Linked DNA regions of Homo sapiens: regions 2, 3, 4, 5 and 6 are each linked to region 1. Evidence: chromatin loops called from intact Hi-C (ENCODE). Cell type or tissue: HCT116. All regions are shown on one strand.

Region 1 (5,000 bases):
AAAAGGTACCAACGACTCATTTCGTGCTCCTTAACATTGTGGACTGCCTTACTGGAGGGTTTTCCCTTGTTCTCACATTACACACATGCACATACACGCACACACACACAAACTAGATGCTCAGTTACTATTTATAGACTATCATCTGCCAGGGTCTTTGAAATTTCTGTTTTGCATTAAAGACAAAGAATTCCTCTTTCTGACTGCTCATTGAGGGTTTCCTGATACAAGAACATAATTAACTCTTTGCTGGCCTAACTAATTTCTGCATTTTAAAAAGTAGCCAGATATGACAAAAGTGGAGCACTCAATCCACAGGGTGGCCATTAACTGCACTCCGTTACTGTATGTTCTCAATTCAGACCACAATTACTGTCAGGGAATTGCACTGGAAGCTCCTTCTTGTACGCAAACAGGAATACTATTCATTAAAGAGCACTTTCAATAAAATACAATCTATATTTTTTAATGAATATTTGAGAAAGAAAATACAATCTTGGGTTCAGAAACCTGCAATATGGTTATTATTCTTTTAATAACATAGACTTTCTCATGTACATATACTGACAGATGTAGAAGAAGGAAGCAGAAATGAGATGGCGGGCTTTAACTCAGAAAAAATGAAAAAGACGAGCCACAGTAAACTAAGTCAATGTTAAATAAGGATTTCCTCAACCACCTACAGCAGACACAGCTTTCTATGGGTTTTATTGATGTCCCTGGGACAGTAGATTCCACTTAAATCTTTCAAGCCCAGTTAAATATGAGAACATGAGGCACTTCAGAGACTGAAAGAACCAAGAAGCCCATCAAAGACTATCTCCTGCTCTAAGGATTTGCCACTCCACACCAAATTCTTTTCCCTGTTAATGTATTTTTAATTTTAGTGACTGTAGTTTTCATATTTTCAGACTGTTGGTTCTGATGAAACACCTAGTTGCAGTCCCTAGGAAATGCTTAATGCCCAAAATTGCCTACAATTATTTCCTTTTAATGAACTTTAAATATGAGTCAGTACTAAAAAAAAAAACAAAGACAGAAATAGCAGTGTGTGTGTGCATACACACATTTATAGGTACACACACATATGTATATACACATATATATACACACATATATTTGTAAAAAAAAATAGGCTAGTAGGCTTTTTAAATGCAAGAGTAGTTTGCTCTGATAGCACTCCTTTGGTAGTCCAGCTACATTGCCAGTTGCTTCAGAGAGCAAAAGAAACACTCCATAGACTGAGAGTGTTTCTTCTTTGACAAAAAAAAAATGCCAAGAATTCTGCTACTCAAACAAACCTTCCATTGAAAATCTAAATTGCGCTTTCCAGAAAACAACTGGATTACAATTCTTTAAGGAATGAAAAATAGGTGGAAATAACCTATTAAAGTACAATAAGCTGCCAAGGGGGAAAATGCAACATCTTAAAGAAAAGGCAGATCACTAATTTAGAGTCTCCTAAAGAAAACTCTTACATAAAGTCCTGAATTCACATTGGGTTATATCATTTAAAATCATATCATGCAGCATTCATTCCCTGACTCTCCACAAAAGAAATTGAATGCCAGTTATCAAGATTATTATCAATATCCTGGTATTAGTTTTGAAGCATGTTTTAACTAATAAGATGATGAATAACTGTGAAGTAAATTCCCCCAAAATGAACACTGTGTTTCCTCCCTTGTGTTTTTAGTTTGGTTACCTAGGAGAACCAGAGTTCGATAATACACTGATTGAATACTTGAGAATAGGGACATAGTAAAAATATCTTTCAATATTTCCTAAAGCAGGTTGTTTCTCCTCTTGCCTATCATTGGCAAATGGAAAAGGATTTAGAATTTCAGAGACAGCACTTTGCTCATGTGTGCCAGTCATGCATGGAGTGAAATGTGTTAACCTTTAAACAATTTGGGAGTGGATGCAGTTAATAGGTAAGACAGATAGTTATAAAGTCCTGATTAACTACAGAGCGCATAGACATGTGGAAACTTGTATATGGGTGAAAGGGAAGAGACAGCAAAGATTATTTACCGTTCTAGAGAACAGGTCCTGGGGAACAGAATGAGGAAATTCTGAACAGCAACATTGCCCTCTTTTGGTAAAACAGTGTACAATGTGTTTACCTCACTTGCAGGTGAAAGCATTTCTTCAGGACACAGACATTTTCCACATCAAGAAAAATGGCACAAACTAAAACAAACCGCAGAGAGGGAAAGAGTTCACCTATATACCTGTAAGGTGGACGGAATTTGCATACAGAGTAAAGACACTTGAAGTGACAGGCTAACAAAGAAGCTTTTAGACTCAGTCTTTCTGGGGTCCAGTTTCAGTGACTGCTGGATTATTTAACCCTTGTATTTATCCTTGACTGCTTCAAGCCGTCTGCGTTGTAATCAGAATCATGTAGCACTCGGAATGTGAACAAATAAAACAGGAGCTAGTTCTTTTTGAGTCCCCAGTGCTTAAATACGCAGGCAGTCTGCAGTCTGAGCGGAAGTCACTGAATAAAGAGCCGTATCCCGCAGAAAAGACGTCCCCAGCAGTTTGTGCTTTGTGGCTCTAATGAAGCCTGCGATGATTTAGGACAGTGAAGGAAAGGGGCTTGATTGCATCAAAAAAGAAAAAGAAAACTGTCAGGACGAGACACAATGTTAAACTAATTACTTTTATTCATGCTGTAGGTGCCAACGGCACTCTTTAAATAATACTAATTTCAGGCTTGTCTCCATCTCTAATTTCCTCTCTGTTTTCCAAGTTAGAGTCCTTCTCTCGCTGGATCCGTGTTACGGGATTTTTCTACGTGATACTTCTGGAACTTAGGAGTGTCTAGTGCAAATGCAGATTCATTGAACCAGTTTAGAAGATTATTTATTATATTTTTCTCTTCCTGACTAGGAAATTAATCACCATTCCTGCTAGTCACCTTTGCTAGCTTACGGGCTAAACATATTTGAAGGAAGTTATCAGTTCCCTTTAATGATCACAGTCCTTTCAGGGACGAGGACAAAGCAAGTTCATCTTCTTTTCCTCAATAGTTTGAGAAAAATTCTACTTCATGAAAGGAAGGTAGCATTATGGTCCATTCTTTAGCATTTAATTTATTCTCCCTAAATAAAATACTAGTAAAGAGCAACGAGTTTCTGCAAGTGAAAATATAACTGTAAAATAAATAATTACAGTCCTGGAGTAGGAAAGGTAACTCAGATTTGTATTTGTAAACTGATTTTTCTTCTTCTTTTCATTCTGTGATTTGGAATACCTGGATCATTATGTATATGCTATCATTATTTTCAGAGTAGGGTTTGACAGGACTTAAGAGTTTAATGTTTAGGTCACATTTTCTTCAGAGTATTCATTTGCCAAAACAATGCTGGAATCACTTACTATACCAGGACATTGAATTACATAAAAATTCTGAAAAACTCTTTTGAGATCTTTTGCAATCAATTTAGAAAACCTTAAGTCGGTTAATGCTATCAGTGCTAAAAGTTTACAAACTGCGTTCATATAAATCATCTTATTTTATCTTTACCCAGTAAGGTACTTAAAGATCTATTATTGCCTTCACTTAGCAGATAAGGAATTTGGAGATCAGAGAGTTAACTAAGAGCACACAGAATGTTGATGGTGGGGTTGGACTCAAATCCAGAGTTCTAAATTTAATTTTTGTGCTCTTTTACTTTTCCTCATATGTGAGCTTGTATAACTTATTTCTCTACCTGCCTAAAGGCAAAGCTAATAGAAATCTAGCCCCTTAAAGCCTCCAAATAGCATGCAGAACTTGAAACTAAAATGTATAAAAACATTTTAAAAATGAAACTGAAGTTGGGCCTTCCTATTCACTCCTGTTTAGACAGATTTAGAACTCCAACATTATCTTAATGGAAGCACATTTTTATAGGAAACCACATTCCATGAGGTGAAAACAAAGTTTTTACTTTCTCAATTCCATCTACAGTATCAGTATGCTTCGAAGCAACAAATAAATCTATCCATTAACATCCTTATTCTGTCACTATCAAATGGATGTCTCTCCCACATCCAGTGGCACCTCTCTAAGTTGTAGCTATCAGCCTTTGCAGGATTTGTACCTGAAGAAAAGGAAGCTAATCTTCCAATGGCAGGATTCGAGGGGCACACAGGTGGCAAAAGCAATTCTATAGGTCTGCCACCAAACACAAACAGCACTACAGGTAAGCCTTCCTAGACCGTATTGTTCAGTTAGACCGTATTTTCACTGAATTCCCCTTTGAACCTAAGGAATTTGCTTACTATTACCTGTAGAAGAAAATGTCCTTGTGCAAATTTCTCCTGGCCAAAATATGCAAGACTTTATTATAGTAAGAAAGAGCCAGTTCCCTATAGCCATCTATGTCTTTCTGCATGAATGTGTTCATTGACCTTTGAGGCCAGCAACATAATTGGGGAGTGGGGGGAAAAGAATATTATTTCTTCTAGGATAAAATAAGAAAAAAAATCAGTAAGTTTGCTGCTTTTTACATCTGGAAAGAGAAAGAAACAAATTTTTCCTGTCTCTGTGAGTGCTGACATCCACATACACTATAGATTTAAAGTAACTTGTGGGCTGTTTCATTTTCACATAGGAAATATAATTCAAGTAAGATTCAAGTGACATTTTCCAGCGTGATGCTCAAGTTATAAATAATAATGGTTCCCAGCATTTTTTTTTCTGGATCAAAATGAATCCAAAATGATTCACATAGGTATTGCTACTGTAATTTAATCCGTTGGTCAAATAGGAGTGCTTATGCTCGTGGCAAAAATCTTGGAAAATTATTTGTTAGCATTTTTTCTTTCTTTGTACATTTGGATCCTGGATACGAGAGGTATTAGGATATCATTAAAGGTTACTGTCACAGGTTTCTTTCAAGAAATTGCACAATGTCTCATTAGTGTATTCTGTAAAAATTTTCTAGTTTCTTATGTGTGCTTTAATTTCCTGATTTTTGAAATGTCCTCAGACATTTTGTAAGTGG
Region 2 (5,000 bases), 1.5 Mb before region 1:
TTATGGATTTACAGCTGTTATTGTAGCTCAGGCCAAAAAACATAACAAAGTAAGAAAATTCATAAAACCAGATAATTTATCAATAAAATTATATATTTTGTTCGAAATCATATAAGAATAACAAATATAGAAAGAAAGCAACGAAAGAAAAGGAGGAGAGAGAGCACAAGCAAGAGAGAGCATGTGCAGAAAGAAAAATACAAAGTGTAAAAAGTTGGAGGAAGAATTTAAAACATAAAATGTGTCTTGATTTTAATTAATTATTTAATGAATATTTTCTTTAACAATATACAATTTAGTTTATAAATGTTTTCAACGAAAATATTTATTGTGAAATCCAACAGGTATGCTCCTAACATTGTTATTGGACCACACGCATATCTGTTTTTATTGTATTTGGTCTTTGTCTTTTAACTGGGAATGGGAGCTGTAATTTCCCAAGTTTTGCTCTCAAGTCACATTATCAGGCAGAGATTATACCTGCCTTATTTATGTTTTCGTGTTGTTTGGTTTGTTACTAAAAAAAATTCCTATAACCGAGTACAGATTTATATATATATGACAAATAATTTGGACTTGCACTCACCTATTCTTCACTAATAATCCTGAATTAGAATATGCAACTACTAAAAATAAGTAGGTAAATAATCACAATATACTAAAAGTAACTTCATTTTATAATAGTTAAACTGAAGAAAAATCTGCTATTTATTTTAATATTGTTACTATGGTGGATAAGATGAAAGATACATAAGGAAACTTACAGAACAAAAAATAAGTGAATAACAAATGACCCTTAGCTCTTTTAAGAAGATATAATGCTGACTTTTTAATTTATTTATCAGAAAGGGAGTCTTAGTATCTGTTTATTACTATTAAAATCAGGATATTTTAATTTTTCTACATATAAACTAAAAATATATGTAGGTTTCCATGGCATCAGGTAGCACCTTTCCTGTTCGAAAAAGCTTATATATTAGACAATTGAGAAAATTTTGTAATATCATCTGAAATTTTAGGGATTGGAATATAAAATTTGTTTTCTGCATGAAACATTAAAAAAGAAAGGTACCATGTCATTACACATTATTGAGTGAGGGGAAAGTGGGTGATGCAACATCTTTATACCATAACATTTTTTTTTCAATTTTGGGGGTCATATGTCTACATAAAACACTTTAGAATATAGCTGATATAAAAATTGATGTGAAGCAATATTTCGAATGTTATACATTTTTATCCTGCACTGGGATATCTTCCCTTACTCTGTTCCCTGCCTATAGATGATATGCCTAAAGTGTTAAGGATAATCTATCAAACAACACATTTTGTTAAACATCTGCTGAAGAAGAGTTCAAAGTCTTGGAGTGCAGCCACAAAGACCAGAAGTAGAACAAAGTCAACTCTTCCTGTTGCTCCACTCTTTTAAAAATTTTATTTATCAGCTACTTAACGGGCCCAGAAGTTTGTAGGTGGAAAATATATTAGAGATTACTTTGTCAGATCCACACATTTTTTTTTCCCAGAGGAAACTGAAGCCGAAGAACCTGTCTCTTAAATTTAAGCTTATATAATTAACTAATAGTAAAGATAATCCTAAAATCTATTTCCACTGATTTTAGTTCTTATTCTTTTTTTATTTCAGTTCTTATTTTTAAATCACTTTTGCCCAAATTTCAGGCAAGCAATTACAATTAAAATGTGTATTCCTATAAATTTATATTTCTCTCAATAAAGGTATAAGTTGTTTTCAAGTTTTAACAGGATGATGTGATAAGTAGTCATTGCCATGGAGAAACATGAATTATGATCTTGAAGAACTTTGACCTCCATGTTTTAGAAGAGCTGGTTTTATGCTGGAAGCAAAAAGTGGAGATGGGTAAAAGAAAAGAAATAACTAATGATCATTTTGTTAGCTAAAGTTTTACAAATACTGTTTTCGAAAAGCAAAGGTTAAATAAAAGATATGCTTTCAGTACAATTGATTGTAAAGATCTATTGAATGAGAAAATATCAGAGATGCTATAAACTCAGGTCACAGACTGATGGAAAATCATAGGATGTTTTACTATTGAACATGAACTTCCCACATAAAAATAAGGCTGCATAAAAAGGCAAAAAAGGGAGGGAGTTCATTTTGTCCTTTGTGTTATCTTGTATGGATAATTTATCTAACACTAAAACAGACATTGGGAGTGCTCTATTATTTCATAGAATATTAAGTTAAAGTGCTATCTAATAGCCAAACACTTGCCTTCTAACCTTAACCAGGATTTCAGTTAAAAGATCAGTTTAGAATCTCATCACTAGATGGCATTGTTACACTTGAATACAATTTAAATAATACAATGACCAAATGAGCTAGTTAAATTAGTAGACAATTATCCCGGTTCTCCTCTTCCTTTTATGAGATGAAGCTGGTTACTTAGCCTGCAGGATAAATCCTATAGGATGCCCCACTCAGTCAGGGCTGCTTTTTCACAAGCTCTCTCTTCCCAGCTTTCACCTCAATCTGTCATACAGATTTGACACCGCATCGTTCCAACAGTACTCAGAAATGACATGTATATAATGTGGAATATTGTGCACATTTACAGCCGGGGCTCTTTCTCTTAAACATCGCTGGCTATATCTTGGCTTCTGGATTCTGCCTTGCTCAGTGTTCTTTACTTTTCACATATAAATGGATGCCTAACCCAAACTTTTATTATTACGATTATCTTAAAGCAAAACCAGAGGACAGCATACCTGATTTCTGTCATTTTTTCTGTTAGTATTTTCAAGCTTCCACTGAGCTTCCTGTAAGCTAATGAAGGCCATGGGACATACAGGGCAATGCTAACACATGATATTTTTATGATTCAGTTCCATGAATACTGCAAATGAAGTTAAGTGACATTCTATTGAAAGAGGTTCTTCTTTACTTCTTTATTTATTTCCTTAAGATCAACAAGACCAGTTCAATAAGCCTAGCAACCCATTTTCTTCCCCAGAATAGGCCTTAGCTTTGTTTTCTTATGTTATCATAATCTAGCACTTTTCCTGTTCTAAGTGAAAACCCACTGAAGAAGCAAAACCATTCCATTATGAGTGTTATCAAAAAGCAATACCATGCTGTTTTTAAATGAATACAAATCCAAAATGCATTGTAAAGTGTACCCAGCCCACACTTAGGTGACATCACCCACACATTCTGTGTGTGATTACTGTACATCGCATCTGCATATTTCACAAGAAGTACAATGCATTGTGGGTGGTGGTTTCTATTTACAAGAAGGGATGCTGGAAATACCCACATCACAAAGTGATATTTTTGTTTTATTAACATAATAGGGCACAGTTGTTTTGGCAGATTGCAATACAGCTGTAGTATATACTTTCTGACTAGGATTGCTACTTTATTCTTTTTCAAATGCCCTCCTCCATCCCCAAATCTGTACTTTCCCATGAATCTGAAAAATGAACTCTTTACATTCTTCTAACAGAAACCTTCTGAACACATACCTTCAATTCCTATGAAGAGAACATTGAAACCACAGGGCAGAGCGAGCAACAATATAAGCCACCTAATTAATTAATAGTTCACTATAAACAATGAACTACATGTAAATATTACAGTCCTTTTACATCCAAAGAACTAAGATTACACATGATAATTTTATTTGGCATTAATATGCACTAAGCAGAAGAATTTCTGCAGGAATTTATAATATAATGCAAACTTCTGTTAGACTGCTAACAGGCAAGAGGAAACTGGAAAAAAAAAGGGCTGGCTAAGTTAGCCTACAATCATCACTTACTTGAAGGAAAAGGCAGATCCTATTAGCTACAATTCTCAACACTCATAGTACTAAAATGTACAGTAATATAATTACATATATTTAACAGATTTTAGAGAACTTTCTTGACAAAGTACCCAGGGTCAAGATTTTTAAGCTCAAATTTGAATGTCTGTTTACCTTGTAAAATAATGTGTTATTAATTAATTCAGAAATTTGTTCATATATCATACAGGCTTACGAAGATGTTAAAAGCAAAATAGTTTTCTCCAGGCCAATATTTTCAAATAATTCTTGTTTTCAAATAATTCTTCCTGTTTACATTCTCATATTCCTTTTGATGCATTTGAAGATCACAAAGTAAAATGTTTCCTGATTCAGAATTTGGCTGTATGCAAATTTATATTTCCTGAGAGAGCACATGTAACTACTGAAACTGTGAATGAGAGAACCATTTTAATATTGTGTATTTGTATGGTTTTATAATTTATAATGTGGCTTAACGAATACTGATGTTGAAAATGAAACCCAGTTGTAATTCTACTAGCCAATGTTCTGATCAGCTCCTTAATTTAAATTTTACATGAAGCAAATTAAAGATTTTTAGTACAGTATTCCAAAGTCACTTTATATAAATGTTTTCTTAATATAATTTGTGATAAGTATTCATTTTCTTTGTAGAAAAAAAGGAAGCTTATTCTTTGAAGAAAAAAATATAAGCTACATAAAAACATTAGTCTGCTGAAGGATATTTCCATTGTTATTGTTCTCCCCTGAACATCCTAAAGAACTGCTATGAGTATGATTTAAGTTCCTACAGTGTAGATAATCTACAGTGTATTTCTCAAATGGTTATCTCCCGAGCTTCCTCATTAGTGCTCTTCCTCTCTCTCACAGGCGCACACACACACTTAGATGTGGACACTTACACTCACATACACTAGCTTTAGCTCTTTACTTCTCTATCAATTTTAAATTTATCCCTGAAGCTTGAAAGAGATATACATTGCATTGAACCTTGTAAATAGAGCTATCTATATCAGCACCCTTAGGGAAAATAGAGTGCCTTCACATGGCATAGAACTTTGTCTGAAAAAGTTTACATGTAATATAATTTTCTTTATTTTTTAATATAATGTTTAGTATGTATGTCTATCTAACTTGGCAAAACTATTTTGTCTATCACACTGACACGTTTTTAATCTTTTAAATATATTTTAA
Region 3 (5,000 bases), 300 kb after region 1:
CCCACTGGAGTCTCATAAAGCTTAAATATGTAGGTTTAGGTGGTACAGTCCTCAGAATCACTCTCTCACCCTCATAGCAAAATGCCTCTTACGATTATGAGGAGGAGTGCAGTACACTTTCCCATAAAAATATATCATGATATCCATCAAACGTATTGTACAGCATGATAGATATTCCCTTCTAAATTTTGACAGGACAATGAGCATGGCAGACTTGGCAAAGTCGCATGAATTGTTTTTACCTCAGAAATGTGTGCCAAGTAGTCCCGAGCAAGTAGGCATGAAGGCATCCCTCTCATTGCCATGTAGCCCTAAGGAGTTTATGCACTGCAGGCATTGCTAACCAAGATAGATGCAGATCACATCAAAGTTTCCTTTCGTAACTCCACTGTAAATCACCCCATTGTCATAAATGCTTCAGTCCTAGTCCCAGATTACGTAGGAGGGCTGTAACTGTTAAATTCTTATCTTTGAGAGTAATGACACTCAAGATGGCGGCAATCATACCAAGGTAACTTAATCCTTAGGTCAGGCATTATGGCTGTGTGTTCTCCTCTTCCATTTTTAGATTATCAAGGATTCCATGGTACTACACAGAAACCACATGAGTAGATACAATTTTAATATACAGTGTAGTAAAACCTGACTCAACTTTCCACCCTTGGGAACAGAATAATCAGTTCCTTAGTAGAGGCGGTCTTTAACAAAAGGTCAAATAAAATTGTTCTGGAGACCTTGGGAAGCTTTAAGTAGTTGCTTTCGACAGGGAGCTACTTATAGAAGGTGAGTCCGTTGTGAAGGTGTCACCTTGCCTCCATGGAAATCAGATAACCCCATATCCACCCCCTCTGCCTTCTGCTTCACTTCCCTCCAACCCACATCCCCATTCATACACAAAGGCAAAAAGTTATAAATGTTGTGAAAACTTTAGTTTCAGAATATACAATAATGATTCTACTTGAATGAAAAAAAAGACTATGCTTCATATAGACAGCATTCATTCTTATGCACTGTCACTGAGAGACTCAGCAAAAGGCTGGTCAGTTGCAACAAGAAACTTCTATGTGGTCTGAGGTTGAAATTTCAAGTTAGATGAAAGCACAGATGTTATTTGTGGGTAAAAACTCTGAATTGTTTCATAACGGTAGCTAGTTTCCTGAAAGCTTTTTGAAAAATGTTGGGATACAGTATCTCCAAAAACCCTACAAGGCAGGTAAATAATGATTTTTTTTCAAATATAATTTGCTCCTAGCTTACATTTTGAAAGGCAAGATATAGTGAAACTGTAAGATTTTTGATCCTCAGGAAATGCTTTTAAGTCAATACAGTCTGAAAACAAGTTAGGGAATTAAAAAAATAAATAAATAAGCTCTCCACTAGTTTTAATGACAGAGGCTTTGGCAAAAAGAAAGAAAAAAAAAAGCCAGCACAGAAAGGCCCCTATTGATGGAACAACAGTTGGATGATCAAGAGATGGTATACAAAGAATGCCTTCTTTGGCTAAGAGGTTGAATGAAAGATACATACAGACTCTTCAACTCCCAAAACTTAAGATTCCATGAAATCTCAATATGGCACAAGCCAAGCAGTCTTTTTAGAATAAAGAGCAAAAGAATAAAACAATGGCATACATGCAAAAGGAAATAAGTAATCTTAGAAATGAAGCACAGCTTTTCTATTTTTAGAGGACTCTTTACCTTCTCCTCACATTTGGACCCAACTGCCTTAAGAGAATTTGCTGTGACTAGCATTTCACAAGCTCCAGTTTTGGTGCCATAATAAATATGATAATATGTCAGAGACTATACAGTGATATACAGATGTTTGTTACTTGGAGGAATTTTCCTCAGTTATGGATAGAAATAACACTGACAGCCACAACCCAGCCTAAAAACATATCAAATTGTCTCTTAGATTAAAAAATTTCTCTTCATTGTCACCTTCATATTAACATTTCTACTCAAGAGTGTAGTGGGAGTGTTTTTTGGAAATGGTAAGCTCTTTGAACTCTAATGATTCTTCTAAAATTAAAGTCTTTTGTCAACCATTTTAGACATTACTTTCTCAATGGATATACAGAGTGCAAAAGCACCATCTTGTGGCATAAACGAGAAAGTACTTTGGCGCAAGCCCTTCTGAGGCACATTTTTTCACACATACTTTTTATGAAATGTTTGTCAAGATTAATTCTAAGCACTTGGTATATTTCTCTAAAACAGATGGCCAAATGACTTAAGACAATTTAGCATTGAATATATTTTTAATACATTTGTATACAGATCTGATTCCAAACAAAAATCCCAGTACATAATAACTATATGAGATTCCTTAATCAAATTTGAAATAAAAATAGAATTTAGTTTTAATAAATGGAAAATTTAGTCTTTGTGTTTTATTAGTGAAACATTGCCTGTTGATCATTTTAAATTGAAATGTCAGTTATTTGCCCAGTAAGAAGTAGCAATTTTTCTCACAGAATTAATACAGATAAAGTTTTTAAGAAATTACTATTTGTATATGAGGTAAGAATTATTTAAGTATCAACAGATAGGCTTACAGAATTTTTAAAAAAAGAAATATGTTATATATAACCATAGGATTTTTTTCTCTGTTTGACAGTACTGAATATCATCTGTCTTCTTAAATATCACAATTTCATTACTATCTTATTATTGCTCCCACTTTAGCGATGGGATAACTAAAGTACAAAAAGGCCAAGTAACTTGCCCAAGTTCACCGAGCTAGGAAAAAGAAGAGCAGAATTTGAAGAAAAACTCCAGGTCCTCCTCTATTTTTCTAGTGGTTTCCAAACCCCAGTCCACAGGCATAGCTGGACTGACTGCACTGGGATTGCAAGGAATGCATTTCAAATGCCAGGGGATTCTGATTTAGTAGATAGGTTATGACATCCAATAATCGGTATTTTTTAAAAAACTTCCTGTGATTCTAGTAAAGAAAACTAGCCTATGTAAGCTAAAGAAAATGGGCACGATAATTACAGACATATAAAACTGAACATCAGTAAATTATCTTCATTTTACCTTTCAGCCTTAGATTATCTCAATTTACAACCTCACTTCAAAATCTACTACAAAACACACCTACTCTGAAAACTTTTCCTTATAAATCAAACTCTACTCTTTAATTATTTCTTCACTACACACACACATACTTAAAAGTCACATTAACAATAACCATTCATGTAGCAGAAATTGTGTTGGATGCCCTAGGTGTTTTATCATGTTGAAACAGTAACAAATACACAGTACCCTTTATATAGCCAACTGAGTTCACAGAATGCTTTCATTGAATTTCGTCCATGACTTGTATCTATAGCCAACCCATAGTCACAACTGAGAAGCAAGTATAATTTTAACACAAATGGAAGTTGATGTTTTATTAAGGTTAATGAGTAAAATGAAAGTGAAAAAAAGAAGACACATGGTGGGCTTCATTCATTAATCAATGAATGAGTGATTATTTTGCTGAATCACATCATTATTTTCAAATAGTAGAAAAATATTTTCTCAATTTTTGTATTATTTCACAGTGTAAATTACGAACACAATACACCTTTAGATTTCATCTGCAATATTAATGTTTATCATCACATTCTTATATATAAAAATCAACAACAGTATAAATTAAGCCCAATTTATACTGTTTGCCAATTGGTATGCAGTGTATTATTATTATTTTCAACCTTTAGATATCATTGATGTAAATAATCTCAAAAGCATAGGTTGTAGTAGAATCTAGCAAAACACTTAGAAAATGAGTTTTGAGCATATGTTTCCTTTGGTTTTAACATAATTTACTTACTCAAAAGTTTATACAATTTAATTTTTAGTAATGATAATTTTTAATAATTGGATTCCCAAATTCCTTAAAATTTAAAAATTTGCTGTTGTGGCCGGGCGCGGTGACTCACGCCTGTAATCCCAGCACTTTGTGAGGCCAAGGCGGGCGGATCACGAGGTCAGGAGATCGAGACCATTCTGGCTAACACGGTGAAACCCCCTCTCTACTAAAAAAAAAAATACAAAAAATTAGCCGGGCGCGGTGGCGGGCGCCTGTAGTCCCAGCTACTCGGGAGGCTGAGGCAGGAGAATGGTGTGAACCCGGGAGGCGGAGCTTGCAGTGAGCCAAGATAGCGCCACTGCAGTCCGGCCTGGGCAAAAGAGCGAGACTCCGTCTCAAAAAACAAACAAACAAACAAACAAATTTGCTATTGTAAGCCAGTGGGAGTAGGCTCCAACATACCTCTGATCATTCATATGTTACAGGTAAGGAAACTGAATAATCCAAGTAGTTGATTTTCCTTAAGTCTTATAGAAAATAAAAAGCAGATCATGATTCAAATCCAGTTCTCTTCAATTCCAGTTGATACTCGTGCCCAGTTGCTATACTACCTGCCTCCCCAGTTCGCTTCTGCTATATTAATGTGTTCTTACTTACATCTTGAGTTAAAATATTTGTGAACATATTTATGTGTGAAGTTTCATTCTTCTTGGTAACCTGAATTTTGGGTCCTGTTTCCTCTAAAATCCCTCATAATATCTGACTTATTTTTAAGCATAAGTAAATTCTCAAAATTTTGTTACATGACAAAAGGAAATTAAAAAGTTAAAGGACTTATCTTGCCACTGGAGGCTTAGTGTGGACAACAGAGAGTTAAAAACTCCTAGAGAACCAAGAATCATAGAAGGCTCATACACTTTTGTAAATTTTACCTCCAGGAGCCCTACCAGGTCCTCACAGTAAATATTTAAGAAAAGTCCCCTGACGCTTCCAACAGGGAAAGGAGAAAACAAACCATTTTGAAATAAACGAGAATATTCTGTTCTTAACAAGGCCTGCCATCAGAAGAAACTATTCTACCAGAGTCTAACTACAGGGGGTTTATTGGCGCCTAACCTACCTGGAGGAAGGGAAATAGCCAACTCCAAGCAACTCTAGCCATTCTGTTACACCAAAGGGGCCGGGGTGGGAGGGGTGGG
Region 4 (5,000 bases), 830 kb before region 1:
GATGATGATTTGTACAGAGTATAATAATAAATGAAAACCTAATATCTGGTCATTGCTGCTGGTTTTCCAATGAGAAAGGCAAGATGAGCTTGCAACAGCCAATGTGAGCTACTGTATCAGTATGAACCACTCCTTTCCCCGTACCTGCTGGGATATGGCATGGCTTATGCGGTGTGAGAGGACCTAGAGGAAGTCTAGTTAGTCTGGTCAGAAGACAGAGATGTGATCATGCAATCTTGCAGGAAGCATTTGGAGGGAAAGCACAGCAAAGGGTTACTTTTCATAGAAAGCAAGATGGCTTTCAAATAGTCCCAGAAATGTTGGTAGCATTCTGGAATAAATAATTGTAGCCATAATAGAATGTCATTTTAGAAAATCATCATGTGAGTGAAAAACATGGAATGCTTATATATTCTTTCAAGAGTAGAGAACTTATTTGAGGAAACATCACCTTGGCTTGGCCATTAGACTTTCCAGTTTCTTCTGTGGCTGGTAATAATTAATCATTTTAACATAAATCAAGATCATTAAGAAATTCAGAAGTCATCTATTAAGATTTATGCCTTATATAATAGATGTGCTCCTTAGCTATTTCTTCAGCATCAACCATTTAAATCCAGTACTTTTAAATGTCCTAAAAGGAAAGTATTTATTTAAAGATTTCCTGTGATAAATGTTTGGTAAAGGAAGGATCCTTTGGTAACATGAATAATTCTTCCATATTTATAGTTTAGTCACTTTGAATTTTCATATACTGAATTATGCTTTCTTAAAGGGAATATATCCTGACTGGCAATGATTTTTATGTTACAAAGTGTATATCTTATACTTATTTCAATTTTCAGTGCAAAATGAATGCAAACATTATTCCAATCACCTTTTTACCATAAATATGCCAAAATATCTTAGCCAATGAAAAACTCTCCACTGCTAAATACATGTTTTCATGAAAAACAAATTAGATGCATTTTCCTAAGGAAAAGAATTTAAATGCATTCTTTGAATCATGCTCTACAATCTTTTTCCAAAGCAGCTTATGCTGTATCTTACAAAGTCAATGTTTACCAGTATATTTATATAATTTTCTTTCTTTTGTTTTCCCTCCATTTGGCAGAACACAGAGTACTATATAGGCATGTGTCTGAATATTTAGCCATGCTATGCCAGGAGTCCACACAATGCTTAGGACTGTTTAGTTTAACAAAGAATGTGTGGCTTTTGCATGTTCTGGCACGTATGAGTGTCTCCAAATCTCTGCTAATGGCAGAACATACTTGTCACTTGAAATTCACAAAAGTGCAATGAGTTTAAACAAACCACCACCAACCTTATACATACTTCTCTTTTAAAACTTGATGCAAAAAACTGATGAGTATTGGAAGCATAAAAAAGTACATCAAGACGTAGGGAAACAAACTCTAGGGCCACCTCTTTGTAGTTACCTTTTGAATTTGCCCACGTTCTGCTTCTAGCAAGGAGATAACATGAAGCTCAAAATATGATTTATAACCTTCATATAAATCATTTACAAATGCCGGAACAACCAAATATTTAGTAGTCAGCCAATCTGCCTATAGTTTATATCTAATTTGTGATCTTTGGGTTGGAATATTGTGCAGTTAAATTAGGTAAACATTACTTTAAAATTAGGGATTACTGGCTTTAAACATAATAAACTATTTTTCCTTACATAAAGGAGAGCTAATGGGAACCTAATTTTTTGTCTGTGGATTTTTATGGATAACAAGGAGAATTTATAATATCGAAGCAAGTGAAATGAACCATTCACTGGTGGAAGTAATGTTATAAATGCCAAACAAGCTATTTTACCTATACTGAGAAGAAGTTTGCTTTGTCATCTATCCCAGTGCTTCTCAAATTTTAATAAAATGTGTGGGATACTGTCAGAAATACAAATTCTGACTCAGTAGATATGGGTTGGTGGCCTGAGAACAAGTTCTCATGTGATAGTGTTGCTACATTCTACAGACTGTACCTTGAAAGCAAGAATATAGATGGTTTTTAAATTTTTAAGGATCTGTTCTGTATCCTCTCTTTATGATGAATCAGTTAGCTTTTCCTAACTTTATTTTTACCTAGTTTACTCAGTATTCTTTGCAGACTTGCAAGGATAGAGCATAAAGACTCGGTAGTAGTATGGAAATAACATAAAATATATTCCAAAGGCCTGTGTTCGAATTACAGTTCTTCTGTATCTAGATGTATAGCCTTTGCCTAGTTGCATCAACTGAGACATAATTTTCTCTTAAGTAATTTGAGAATATGTAGTTATCTAGTCAATGGAGATGTATAAAAACAAATGAGATTATACATGTGCAAACTTTAGATGAGCACTATAAATATTTTAGTTGTTGAAGTTACTATTATGTCACTGAGTTATTGGGCTACATTAATTATTATTCTGTGTTTTACACAGTGTTGTGATGTATCTTGTATTCTCCTGATCACCATTTGAACCTTCTATCTTTCTTTTGAGTATTATAACTCGCCAGTCTGGAGTTGCAAGGTCTCTAATGTATATTCAATGATTCCTCCCCCACCCACAGAGGGCGGTATTGTGAAGAGGGAAAAAAGAAGCATGAATTCTGAAAACATGCATGCGGAGGTTGAGAATCTGAAAATTTTGTTTCTTTAATGGTGTACATGACTGAGTACCTCCTGTAAATGCTTTATGTACCATCGGAGTACCCAAAGACTTCTGACCTGGATTACCTTTCTTCCTAAATTTATTTTTGCAGGTAATACCCACCCCACTTTCAAGACCCAAGTCCAAAAGTACACTTCCATGAAGTTTTCCTGATCCATGTTCCACCCACCCTTTCCACTACACAAACACACACAGCAGGATGTGACTTTCTGTCTTTTGAAAACTTATAGTAAGATTCTCTATGTAACATCCTTTTTTATAGGACTGGTCTATGATACAGACATGAATTTCATTTTTAAACTCCCCTTTAAATAGTTAACTACATATCTGCCTGCCTTAAAATTTGTGTCCCCTGAAATACTTAGCACATTGCTTTGTAAATGCTGGGTACTCATTTAATTATTAAATTGAACTATATTATAATTTCTTAGATTGGTTGTCTTTACATTTTTAATCATATACTCTCATTGATTGAAAATTTCAAGCTTCTATTCTCAACACATTTATTTATGTATAAATTTTACTTATACATATGCTTACTATATTATATGAATACAATATATGCATATAAAATATGCAAAAATTATAAGTTTAAGAGATATTTTGAAAGTTTTATTATGTAAAATAAAAAACAGAAATGCTAATTTTTCCCAAATCCACTCATCAAAGTTTAGAATTCTCTGTCTTATGAATATAATGAGATAATGACTTCTCTTCTACATTACTACATAACTAGTGTCTGAATAGTTCATTGAAATATTATTCTGTGTGCTTATTCTTCGATTTTACTACTGAGTTTAGAAAACAGAAAAAGGAAAAATAATTCTGAACCAGGAGCTCTTCCTGTTTTCTGTAAAATCTAAGTGCATTGAGAAGATGAAATTAGGTTCCATGGAGGAAGACAGGAGAGAGCAGGGGAGAGGAAAGGAGCAGGGAAAGGAGATGACAGGGAGAGAAAGAGAGAGTACATTGGTAGATCCCTGGTGTAGAAAGAGTGGGAAAGGCAGCTGGTCTCAGGATTACTAAAGAACTGAGTCCCATTCTCACTCTATCAGATAGATGAGTTAGCAGGCTGCGGAAAGGGTGACTGGATAGTGGAACCAGTGTTCCTAAACCTGGCAAAGTTCTTCCTAAAGCTCAGGTGACGTCAAAGCAGATAATTTTTGGAGTTCACGAGATCACCCAGGGTTGGACCTGGGTATATCAGTAGTCTGATAACAGTCTGCCAGTTCTGGACACTAAACAGTGCCCCCAGTTCCAAAGGCTTTGATAGGAAAAAGGAGCTCTAATAATGACTGAGATGAAATTTGATGCCAGCCAGGCTGGATGCAATTGCAAAATCAAAAGAAAGATGATTTAAAACAAGGATGTGATTATTCTTGCACGCCTGAGTATATGTACCCAGGTATTTATACCTGCCACATGTTCTATCTTGAATCTACTACTTCTTTGCATAGCTGTTTTGATATCTCTTTTGATGGTGCTTTTTGATTCTCTCATTTCTAATTGGTAACATTTAGAATAGTTCCTCGTATGTATTATGTTCTCAGTCAATATGTTTAAGAGATGAGTTCATTTATTAGAAACTGTTATTCATCTTATAAATTATAGGTGTTTATATCTGATTTTGTTTTTATAATTAAACTCTTACTTAATTCAGCAAATCACAATTACCAAACACCCAAAATCAAAGGTGTTGAAATTAAGAAGTGGCAACATTCCTAGCAAAAGTTAATTAGATGAAAATTTTAACATCAAAAATTAAAAATGATGGTGAAGGCCAACTCATGGTGACCATGAGTCGCAGGTGCTATCACACAAAGGCTAAATGCCAAGTGGTGAAAGTAATTACTATGTAGGTGATTACCAAGGAAATAGAATTCTTTTTCATTATTACAAGGTAAGCTTTTTTTTCTCGCTAGAGAGGTTTTGATATCCTATCCATGCTACCAAATGTCTTTGCCAATAAGACTAACTGTATTTTTCAGTTTATCACTATGTAAAATTGTCTTTCTAGGTGAGATTATCACTAAAAATAAAAAAACCCTACATTTTAATAAGAAGTGAGGATAGCTACACTATACTTTGAAAATATTTAAAATAAGTTGATTATTGAATAATTATCTTCTATGTGAAGTTTTGCTCATTCACACAAGTACCTCCAATCTAACTCAGTAATTAAATCTTTCACCACAACTTGGATCTGAATCTACTCATTGCGTGCTCTCAATGTATTGTATAATATGTCAGTTTGCTCCAGAGTACTTCACACAATTACATCTTCCCATCTAGAATCTGGTTCTTTTGCTTCAGGGGACAATAGGTTCTACTG
Region 5 (5,000 bases), 490 kb before region 1:
AAAGAGGTTTGATTGGCTCACAGTTATGCAGGCTGTACAGGAAGTATGATGCTGGCATCTGCTCAGCTTCTGGGGATGGGCCTCAGGAAACCAACGTTCATGATGAAAGGCAAAGCAGGAGCAGGCACTTCACATGGTCAGAGCAGCAACAAGAGAGTGGGGGGGAAGGTGCCACACACTTTTAAACAGATCTCACAAGAACTCATTCACTATCGCAGAAGATAGTACCAAGAGGATGGTACTAAACCATTCATGAGAAAGCACCCTGTGACCCAATCACCTCCCACAAGACCCCATTCCAACACTGGGGATTACAACTGGACATGAGATTTGGGTGAGGACACAGATCCAAACCATATCATTTGGTCATCCTCTTTACATATTTGAGCAGAGCTGGATCCAACAAGCTTTCCTGAAAAGGCCCCCAATCCAAAAGTGCACCTGCTGCTTCACCTCTCCCATCAGCCATAGTGGCTGAAAAAACCCACTAAGTGAGAGCCTTTTTGATTAAGGTATGCCAGTAAAGCAATTTCACATCCCCTGTTGGCTTTAGAGCTCTAAATCAACTTTACGTCCTCTGTTGGTTTTAGAGATCAGCCTCATTTGCTTTATCAGATGCACCTACATAGCCTGAACTCTTGAAATGGGAGTGGACATTTAAAAGGGATCTTCTCTGGGCTCTGAAATTTCCGAATTGCCTGAGAAAAAAAGCCCCCAAAATGGAAGGCCTCAGGTGATGGAGAAATAACCATAACATGAGGAAGAGGATCCCCAAAAAGATGACAAAGTTGAAGACGCCAGAGGCCATATTTCCCTCATAATGAACTGAATAGTATAGTTTAAATATGCATTGGGTAGAGAAATGACTGTGTCCCCATTTCCTGATTCAGAATCAATTGAAGATGCTCATGTTCTAGTGCCTGAGGGTGGAATGCAGAGGGTGATTTGGAAATGTTCAGGCTTGGTAGAGCAGAACTCTTCAATGACTGTCCTCTTGGACATTGCGTATTATATTTGAATTAGATCAGCCTGTGTCCTGTTCTAGTTTAAACCAAAATTCAATTATGAGCCATTATTTGTTTAAATTACTGTAAGCAAACACAATGGTTTATTTATTTTTAATTCAGAAGTTGATTGTGAAACTTGTGGTTTGCTCAGAATGATTTTGAAATCTCTGTTTTCTGCTCTGGCTCTCGGCTTGCTGACCAAATGGTCATTTATCGGGAGTGCTCTGCAACTGAAGGAGTGGAAATTCTAGGCCCTCACGGTGCTACCTGTTGGGGCCAGCCTTACAGGTCAGCTGGAAGTGACGGTGACCCAGCTACCTCGACACCAGATCTCTACCCTGCTCCCATCGGAGTGTCTGAGGCTTCCACCACTCAGCTTTCACCAGGCTGGGGTGGTATCAGCTTAAACTACACCTGAAAAAGTCAAACACACCTCATCTGACTATACTGCAAGTCAGCACATCGATTTACCTAGCACTCAGCCAACTGGAGAGGCAATTTCAGAGGGAACAGGACTCAGGGTAGGTCTTTTAATTTGGAGCTTGGGTACCATTAGTGGTTAGAGAGGGTTCAGAAGGCATCAAAGGAGATGTTCAATGACTTACACTACGATCACCACTTACCAATCCGTTAAGACTGGCCCAGGGTGTGAATATCAAAAGGAGAAAAAAAAAATCTACCTGGAGCAAGTCCCCTGCCCCGATCTTATCATAGTTTATATATGACTAAGCTACAGGGAGGGTGGTGGTGTCATATTCTTTCTTTCAGTTTGAGCCTCATGAAAATGAAGAGCAAGCTGCAAATCATTTTTATCTGCAAGGGGTTATCTGGCTGTAACCCTTACATAAGCAAGGTATGGGGATTTGGTGTGAACACGTGGTTTTCCTGAGATGTGCATTTATTTTCGGGGGTGAAGAGTGTTCAGGTAAATCCATAACATTTTCGTGTGCAAAGAGAAGGTCTCCACCTTTCTGCTCCATGAACCAGTCTCCATGAGCACCCGAGGCGACGCTCGCGGCGCGGCCCGAGCGCTGGGCCCGGGCTCGAGGTTTGGACCGGGGTTCTACCCGGCAGCAAAGCCAGAGGCCGGACACACCACGGCCTCCTGGATCTGCGCTGCCTGCGCAATAAGCCTGGGGAGGTGCCAGCTCCGGCAGGCATTGGGCACCCGGGAGTCCCGCCGCTGTGGCCGCGCAGGGCACCGGATCCCTCCAGGATCCCAGGCTCCCGACGTCCAGCAGAAGTGCTCTGGAGTGAGGCTTCATTGGTCCCAGGTGAGCGTTTCGTTGCCAGCTCGTTGCGCGAGGTCTGAATGCACAGTGGAAACAACTTAGGGTGGGTATGGGAAAAGAAGAAACATATTTCAGAAGCACTCGCCAATATAAATTTTTAAAAATAAAGATCTTAATACAGTAATTTGACTAGAGCTAGCAGACTGAATGAGTATGGACACCAGAAATATGCTTTCGGCTGGGGGATGTAGCTCAGTGGTAGAGCGCGCGCTTCGCATGTGTGAGGTCCCGGGTTCAATCCCCGGCATCTCCAAATCAGCCGACGTTTGCTTTTTATTTTTTCTCCTTTCCTGTTGTATCTTAGAACACTTACCCCATTACTTGTACATACATTTTGCTCACATCTAGGCCGCCCAAAAACAATATAAAAGGAGGGCTGAAAAAAATCAGCGAAGCTCAGGGAAACCACCTTCTTGACTGCTCGAAGTAAAAGTGAAATAGGGAATTGGCTTTCATTAATACTTCTTTATTTGCATGAGTCCAGTGTTTAAAGGCCCTGTTATTGAACTTTGAGGCTCCTGTGTATGATACCCACAGAAAAAAACTAGAAGTCAAAACTTGCATTGGCCGGGAATCGAACCCGGGCCTCCCGCGTGGCAGGCGAGAATTCTACCACTGAACCACCAATGCTTATAGCAAATGTGCTTTTCTATTGCTTACTAGAAGACACTTACACCCTGGTAATTCTCTAAACAATCACGTATTTGTGTATTCAAAAACAGAGAAAGCAATTAAATTTTTAATCACATAGTTATAAAAAATTAGAAAAACATTAACATTTACAAAAATTTTCATTATACTACTTTAGAACTTTATGAGATTCTTCTGAAACTCTCTTTGGTGAAGGAGGCAAATGAAGATTTTGTCATGTATGCACAGGATTACACAATCACCTAGCCTATCTTCAGACACTTAGATAATTTATAACAACTCTCCCTCCAACCCCCTGCCATTTTTTTCTTTTATTATTTTACCTATTCAGACAAATACATAATGGAGATTTGTTAGAAATTGGGAACAGAGGCAAAGAAACAGGGAACAGAAATTTGAACACTGACCCAAATTTATGATTTGGAAATTGGTAAATTGGAACTATGTGATTTGCATAGGGAACTTGAAATATTGATGATTCAAGCCAAGTGACCTGAATTCTCTAAGCTGCCCCTTCCTTCATTTAAGACCCCTTTTAACTCTAATAGTATGAGTCTGATCCTTCACCCTTAGTTTCCAAGGAAAGTGAAATTGTGAATGATACAACAAAAGATATAGGAGGGGAAAAAAATAAAGTGAAGGAAATGGATTTATGGAAATGATTCTAAATACGAGATAAAAGGCTGTGGATATAGGCAACATTGGCTTTTTATCTCTGGGAGGGAAATACCTAATAATTTCCAGATTCTTTGGTCAAGAATAATTTGGGGAAAAGTTATGAGAAAATAACAGCTAACACATAGTAACTGTGTACCAGGCTATGTTAAGTACACTACACATGGACTTCAACCCCGTGAGTTAGGAAGCTGAGGCTCGTAGAGGCAAGATTGGAACACACAATATTATGTTCAGTGTTGGAGTGCTTAGCACTGCCCGTTCAGCCTACAACAGAATAGGTCACTGTGTATTGAAACTCAAATGCTGCATGTAGTTTAGGACATTATATATTAAGAATAATCGAATGGTGTTAGAGAAAGATCATAAAAGGCTACTGAAATAAGGTAATGACTTCTCCATTAAGATTCATCTTTAAGGACTTCTTAGTGTGTGGGTAAAGAGCAAAATCTGAAGACAAATACAGAATTATAAAGACATAAAAGATATGAAGGGATTAGGGAATTAGGGAATCAGACTACAATCCTAAATAACCTGTGGAAGAACAAGGTCAACTCATTTTACTTCTTCTAACTTTAGTTTATTCTTTAAAATGAAAGAAATGGGGGAGAAATGGGGTTTTAAAATCCCATTCTGAAGTGATGTACCTTTCCAGAGGTGCTTCAGGGCCATTGGCTGGTAAGGCCTCACTTTCATGGTGGGGACTACAGGTGTGCACCACCATGCATGGCTAATTTTATTTATTTATTTATTTGTTTGTTTCTTTATTTATTTATTGGAGAGAAGAGAGAGGTGTCTCGCTATGTTAGCCAGGCTGGCTTCAAAGTCTTGAGCTCAAGCAATCCTCCCTGCTCTGTCTCCCAAAGTGTTGGGATTACAGGGGTGAGCCACTGTGCCTGGCCCCTGAGATTCTTAAATATTGTTTTTAATTTTGAATCCTAACTTCAGAAATCTAAAGAATCTTAGATTATTTAGTTCAGGGCTTCTCAAAGTTTTTATTTTGAACGTGTAACCTAACAAACAAAGGCAAATAAATAGGGAGTTTAAAAATGAGCTGGTGGAACTGAGGGAGCAGGGCAATAAAAATGAGGCCTCACCAGCCAATGGTGATGCTCAAGTGGAAGGCCTGAGGTCAAAGCTGCAGAGAGCCAAGATCGTGCCACTGCACTCCAGCCTGGGCGACAAAGTGAGCCCCTGTCTCAAAAAAAAAAAAAAAAAAAATCTCAGAACACAAGGAAAAAAGTCTTATGTAAAACATTACTAGTGGCCTACCTAAAGGCCTTTTTATTTATTTATTTTTTCTTGCTAAAAGTCCATTCTAGTTTACCTAGCCCAAGGAACAAATGTGGTGCCCTAAGCCAATTATCTCATTTTT
Region 6 (5,000 bases), 300 kb before region 1:
CTTGGAACAATAAACTGTTTGTTCAGTGCCTGGAAAAAAATACATGGCAGCTTAAAACATTTTTTGTTGATCTAGCTTATCAAATCTGTTAGTGCTTTAAAATTTTTTAATATCTAATTTATCAAAATATTGCTCCCAATTGTATAAAATTTATGGTCATCAAAAAAATATGATACTAGCATCAATATTTTACTATCTTTATCAACACTGTACTGTCCCTGGTATCAGATTTCACCTGATGACATTTGACTTATGAAGGAAGGAAACAACAAAAGTTTTAAATTGATCTGGCACCCTCATAGTGAAACAAATTCTGTATAGGAGACAGAGATGATGAGCTTTTTGTGCATGTGTTTTGTATTTTAGGTCTCTAATTAGCTGCCTAACTTGTGAAATACAGGCACAGAACATGATGTATTGAGCCTTGACGATACCAGAGGTAGTCCTGTGGGTCCTGAGCTCTTTGCAAAAAGTAATAGATATCTTTATATTTTGTTAAATACCTGGTCCAGAATAATAAGACTCATGTGATCTAAGCAAAATACTACTTTAGCAGAATTATCAGGACCATCTTTGTTCTCCACATTTGGCATTTGAATTGCATTGCTCAGCATACCCTACCGTGGGTTCCCTGTTAATTGTATTCACATTGGAGTTGCTTCAATCTAGGGAGGTTAAGGTTTGTATGCTGTAGTCATAGGTAATATATCATCTTTCAGTAGAGGAGGTGGGAGGATTGAGTTTCATAGTACCTACCTTGATTATTAGTGCATGGCCCAGACTACAACTAGTTCCACCAGCTTCTGAGCCATTCATGCCCATGGTCTGTGCCTACAGCAGACATCCCTGCTCTCCTTTTCCAAGTACAGTGACTCCTGTAGAGCCTAGGATCAGTTTTTTCATTTGCTGCTGCTAGCTTTCCTTCATTGTACCAAGCAGTTGGGAGGTGTGAAATACATATATATGTATATGCTTTGGCCCTGGTGCCTATAAAATAATAGTTTTGGTTAAGGACAATCTTGAATTGGAGGCAAATCTTTCATAACCACAGAATTTCTTTATTTGTTTTAGTCTTATACTATAAAACTAGATCTAAATTTATTATTTAAATCCAATTTAGGCATATCTGATTTTGCTTTAAAAGCTATCTTATTGTTTGTCTAAGTGATCTAAACGTAATGACCTCAATCAACATATCACTATTCTTTAACCTGACCTTAATGCCCTCTTAAACAGAGGCTTCCCTCTCTGCTACCTCCTGCCTCCAAAGATTCAAAGTAAATAGTCACGTCTTCCCTTTTAATTTCTTGCTTAGATTTTTCTCACCTTTGCTTCAATATCATTTTTTGTTTTTCATCTCCATCATTAATTGATTTACAGTTCATTTTTCTGCATACAGAGTTTTTCCTATCCAAGTTGAGAAGCTGTAAATCTTAGATCCATTGAAATGACAGTGAGAAATATTTCATTTTATCCCATGAATCATTTGCCATCCTTATTGCAGACAAATGGCAAAATTATGGTGTACCATGTTTTCATAAATTACTCTGCCGCCCCCCCACCCCCATTCCCAGTTCATTTCATTATCTGTTTGGAAAGACTATAAGAGTCAGAACCCAGACACTTGCGGTAAACAATTCTGATTTTACAGCAGGCTAATCAAAATTTCATAACATTAAAATTAATTCCTCTGGTACTGTGAAGAATTTAATTCATGTACAAAATATATCATCTATTTTATAAGTCAAAAATAGCTTGATATTAAAGTACATTCTGTGATTTGCTAGTATAGCAAAGGGGAAGAGTGCCAAATTCTTTAAATAATGTATATAATTTTCATAGGATTTCATATGTCAAAGTAGTCATTTATGGCCTGAAAAGTATGTGCTTCGCACTATGTGTTTGAACACTATTAAAAAATCATGGCTTCTTCCAAAAAGGACAAATCTTAGGTTTTCATTTCACATGTGACCTAGAATGAAATAACTTATATGGGGACCACCCTGAACCCCCATTAGGAATACCCCCAAAAGTAAAAACCTGAAAATATTTCTAAAGCTAAATATTTTTAAAAAGCAATAAATGAAATCAGTTTTTATAATGTTATAATGTTACTAAAGAGATTTGGCTATTTTCCTTAATCTCTGTTTTATTGTCAGATCTTTTAAGAAACCATCATCTATTTTATTGTTGGATCTTTTAAGAAACTGTGGTCACTTATTTATACAGTTGAAAAAGTCAAGTTTATCCTGATAAATATAGTTGTCATAGTGAGCTGCTAAACTGTTTTCAAAATGGGCCATTTTTTAAATGGAGCTTATCCAGCTTGATCCATGCTTGAAGCAGCACTGAACCATTAAATAAAAACCTGGGACAAAATGCCTTTGAAAAGGGTTAATTAGCTTTAATATTGACTTATTCCATATAGGACGGTAATAGACTAGAACATTTATTTCTGTTTTGGATCATTAAAAACTGGCATTAGTTCTTCAACAATTTGTTTCTAATAAATAAAAATTGGACCAATTAGAGTAGTTTTAGTATAAGCCACAGTTCATGATACACTTCTTATGAACACAAACACGTGATCACTATTTCCCAATTCATCGTAATTCCATCAGAAACATTGTCTGCAAAATACAAGATCATTAAGCTCCAGAAAGGAGCATTTCTATTTTAACCCTAAAAACAGGTGGAGTGTGGAAGGAGTTAATGTATGGCCTGAAAACTCCCTAAAGCTAAATTGGCATATGCTGTCCTTGGTGTCATTTTTCTCTAACAGTAGGATGCGTTCCCATCTTCTTCATTACTTAGTTTTCTCCATTCATTGGCTTTACACTTGTAAAATATTAGTACATCGAAAAAGTTTACCTCAGGAAAAGTGCTTGTCAATCTGCGGGGGAAACGTCCCTTGCTGTGCTTAGTTTTTGTTCTTATGCTGCCCTCTAATGGATACCAAATTATTTCATTAAACCCAGAACAAAAGTAAATTTTCAGCTTCTCAGGGCTCCTGCATCATCCCATTACTGTTGGAAATTGTTATCTGACCATTTTCCCCTTTGCATACATGTTGGTGTAGCACAGCTCGTACTAATTGTGCGGAGTCACCCTGGCCAAAGTTGCATTCCTGTTCTGGGAAGTAGAGGGACAGCGATGCCAATTTGTGCACTGTCGAACTTTCCTTTTTTCTCTGCCAGCAATTGGAAAGAATTGATGTTCTGGGGGACTTAAAAATGAGGAATAAAAACAGTGTAAGTGCTGTATTAAGACGATATGCTGTATGTTTTATCAGCCACTGGCACCTAGTTCAAAAGACAAAAAAATTAGCAGCAGTGGTTTGGGAATAGGCCTGTGCATGAGGTGGATATCAAATCCATACATGAAGAATATCAGCACTTTTCACATGCTGCTTTCTGACACCCATTGCTAGAGCTGAAAACTATCTCTATTGTCCAGTTTGATTGCTTGAATCAAACTGATTTACAGCAAATCCATCTGAGCTTTGATAAATCTATTACAGTTTCATTTCACTGATTTCATTAACGTGAATAAAACCAGCCATGCTTTCTGCATAACTGCCTTTTAATGGCTTGGCCCTGTCACCTGCCTGAATATTAATCCCCCTGACTTATTGCTCCACAGAGGGAATGAGTAATGGGTATTTGAATGTGATCAGCACAGTACAATGCAATTAAGGAAGCAGTACTGTTCTGTGCCTTTAATCCTGAACTAATTTGAATTGCAGTTTGATAGCACAGTGAATCCTGCATAATTATGTAGGGTGCATATTAAACTCTGTGACAAACTGGAGAAGCTTTTAACCATCACAGCTATGGTAGACAAGTGAAGGCTAGAGTCAGAGAACCCACTATTGGACTGAGAGTACAATTAATAGAAAACCTTCAGCAGGGAAAGCTTGGGAGAGCAACACATCTTGGAACAAAAATACGAAGTGTTGATTTGTTTCAAATAGATTTTAAATTGCAAGCATTTGGACTTTAAGAGTTTCCTTTGATTCACAAGGTAGCAAGGGAAAAACTGTTTCTAAACAAAACTTTGTATTGTCTTGGTGCTTTCAGCAGTTAGAAAAACAGTAGCTGTAATACTTCACAGCACCTTAACTTCCTAGCTATCCAGTTATTTGATACTCTGCAGTTCTGCAAATGGTGCATTGATGATAGAATATTTACTGTTTATATACAGATCCTTTTTAGTCTATATGAATCCTAGGAATAAGAAAGCAAATATTCTATATACTTTGGATCTTTTGTGAATATATTGGTAATTGATTTGCATGATTGCTTAATTTTTTCTTCTTTTTAATCCAAAATATGTCAACTCCTGACTGTTGCAGAAAATGAAGGGTCAAAAATAAAGACAGTCTCCTCTCTATCCTGTGGTCTTTCTTGCTACTGTTAGTTTGACACACCTGAGTAGAAATAAGAAAATGAGATGTATTAACTTTTGTCCTGGGTTGGTCCTGCAGTGGGAAATAATCACAGAAGGTCAGAAATGAATAATTTGCTGCTATTAGGGCATTTAAGGTAAACAATCAATATCATACTTTTAATGCACATTATTATCCAAGTAAAAATGATATTTTGATTCTATTTAACTATTTTTATATAGCATTCTAATGTCACTTTACCACAGTAGCCACAGCGTGATACTTAAGTGCTTTGTGGATGGCATAGAAGATAATAAATAAGCAGATTGCTTTTACTTAAATAGTAGGAGGCAGGACAATTACATTCAGGGAAAACATGTACTGGAAAAATCCTGTAACTGTTTTTACTATAATCCATTCACTACTTATTTAAACTTTGGAATTTATTTTTGTCACCTACTTATTTATTAGTGATACAAGTGATGGTATATGAACGTACTGAAGCTTTAAGAGATTTGGATACATGGAGACATTGTATGTTAGAAGAAAATACCTAGCACTATATATCTCCCTACCACCGAAAAAGGGAGGGGGGATTTTTTTGCAATACAGT

Evidence for each region. A loop is a pair of places that touch in the nucleus more often than their neighbours do. Peaks named below come from ENCODE experiments on the same cell type or tissue, not always from the same donor. Only the 100,000 strongest peaks of a DNase experiment are listed, where the experiment ranks them.
Region 2: it touches region 1 in a loop (6-fold over the local background); 30 of 110 quality-filtered maps call a loop at or near these places.
Region 3: a loop joins it to region 1, with 5 times the contacts of the local background. A loop is called at or near these places in 22 of 110 quality-filtered maps.
Region 4: a loop joins it to region 1, with 8 times the contacts of the local background. A loop is called at or near these places in 3 of 110 quality-filtered maps.
Region 5: a loop joins it to region 1, with 7 times the contacts of the local background. A loop is called at or near these places in 4 of 110 quality-filtered maps.
Region 6: a loop joins it to region 1, with 4 times the contacts of the local background. A loop is called at or near these places in 19 of 110 quality-filtered maps.

Annotation. Positions count from the first base shown.
Region 1 is chr2:156,890,595-156,895,594 of GRCh38, forward strand. No RefSeq gene overlaps it. Among named protein-coding and RNA genes, the nearest start is that of LINC01958, 230 kb to the left of the region's middle. In HCT116, a CTCF peak has its summit at 2,100 (motif pointing left); DNase peaks (open chromatin) are centred at 2,087 and 2,487; H3K4me3 peaks cover 2,603 bases; H3K27ac peaks cover 844 bases.
Region 2 is chr2:155,375,051-155,380,050 of GRCh38, forward strand. The region is part of intron 1 of LOC105373699 (a long non-coding RNA gene); the gene reads left to right. Among named protein-coding and RNA genes, the nearest start is that of KCNJ3, 680 kb to the left of the region's middle. In HCT116, a CTCF peak has its summit at 2,292 (motif pointing right); a DNase peak (open chromatin) is centred at 2,321.
Region 3 is chr2:157,192,192-157,197,191 of GRCh38, forward strand. No RefSeq gene overlaps it. Among named protein-coding and RNA genes, the nearest start is that of GALNT5, 63 kb to the right of the region's middle. In HCT116, a CTCF peak has its summit at 2,095 (motif pointing left); a DNase peak (open chromatin) is centred at 2,110.
Region 4 is chr2:156,063,543-156,068,542 of GRCh38, forward strand. The region is part of intron 1 of LINC01876 (long intergenic non-protein coding RNA 1876); the gene reads right to left. Among named protein-coding and RNA genes, the nearest start is that of LINC01876, 190 kb to the right of the region's middle. In HCT116, a CTCF peak has its summit at 2,563 (motif pointing right); no DNase peak of the experiment used is centred here.
Region 5 is chr2:156,398,289-156,403,288 of GRCh38, forward strand. It overlaps TRA-CGC3-1 (tRNA-Ala (anticodon CGC) 3-1), which reads left to right and starts at 2,481; the gene lies at 2,481-2,552. It overlaps TRG-GCC2-2 (tRNA-Gly (anticodon GCC) 2-2), which reads right to left and starts at 2,929; the gene lies at 2,859-2,929. It also overlaps a transcript of GPD2 not described here. RefSeq lists enhancers at 1,659-1,728, 2,159-2,328 and silencers at 2,849-2,958, 2,999-3,048. In HCT116, no CTCF peak of the experiment used is centred here; DNase peaks (open chromatin) are centred at 1,693, 2,193 and 2,543; H3K4me3 peaks cover 1,592 bases; H3K27ac peaks cover 1,964 bases.
Region 6 is chr2:156,586,858-156,591,857 of GRCh38, forward strand. No RefSeq gene overlaps it. Among named protein-coding and RNA genes, the nearest start is that of LINC01958, 77 kb to the right of the region's middle. In HCT116, CTCF peaks have their summits at 2,944 (motif pointing left) and 3,144; a DNase peak (open chromatin) is centred at 2,924.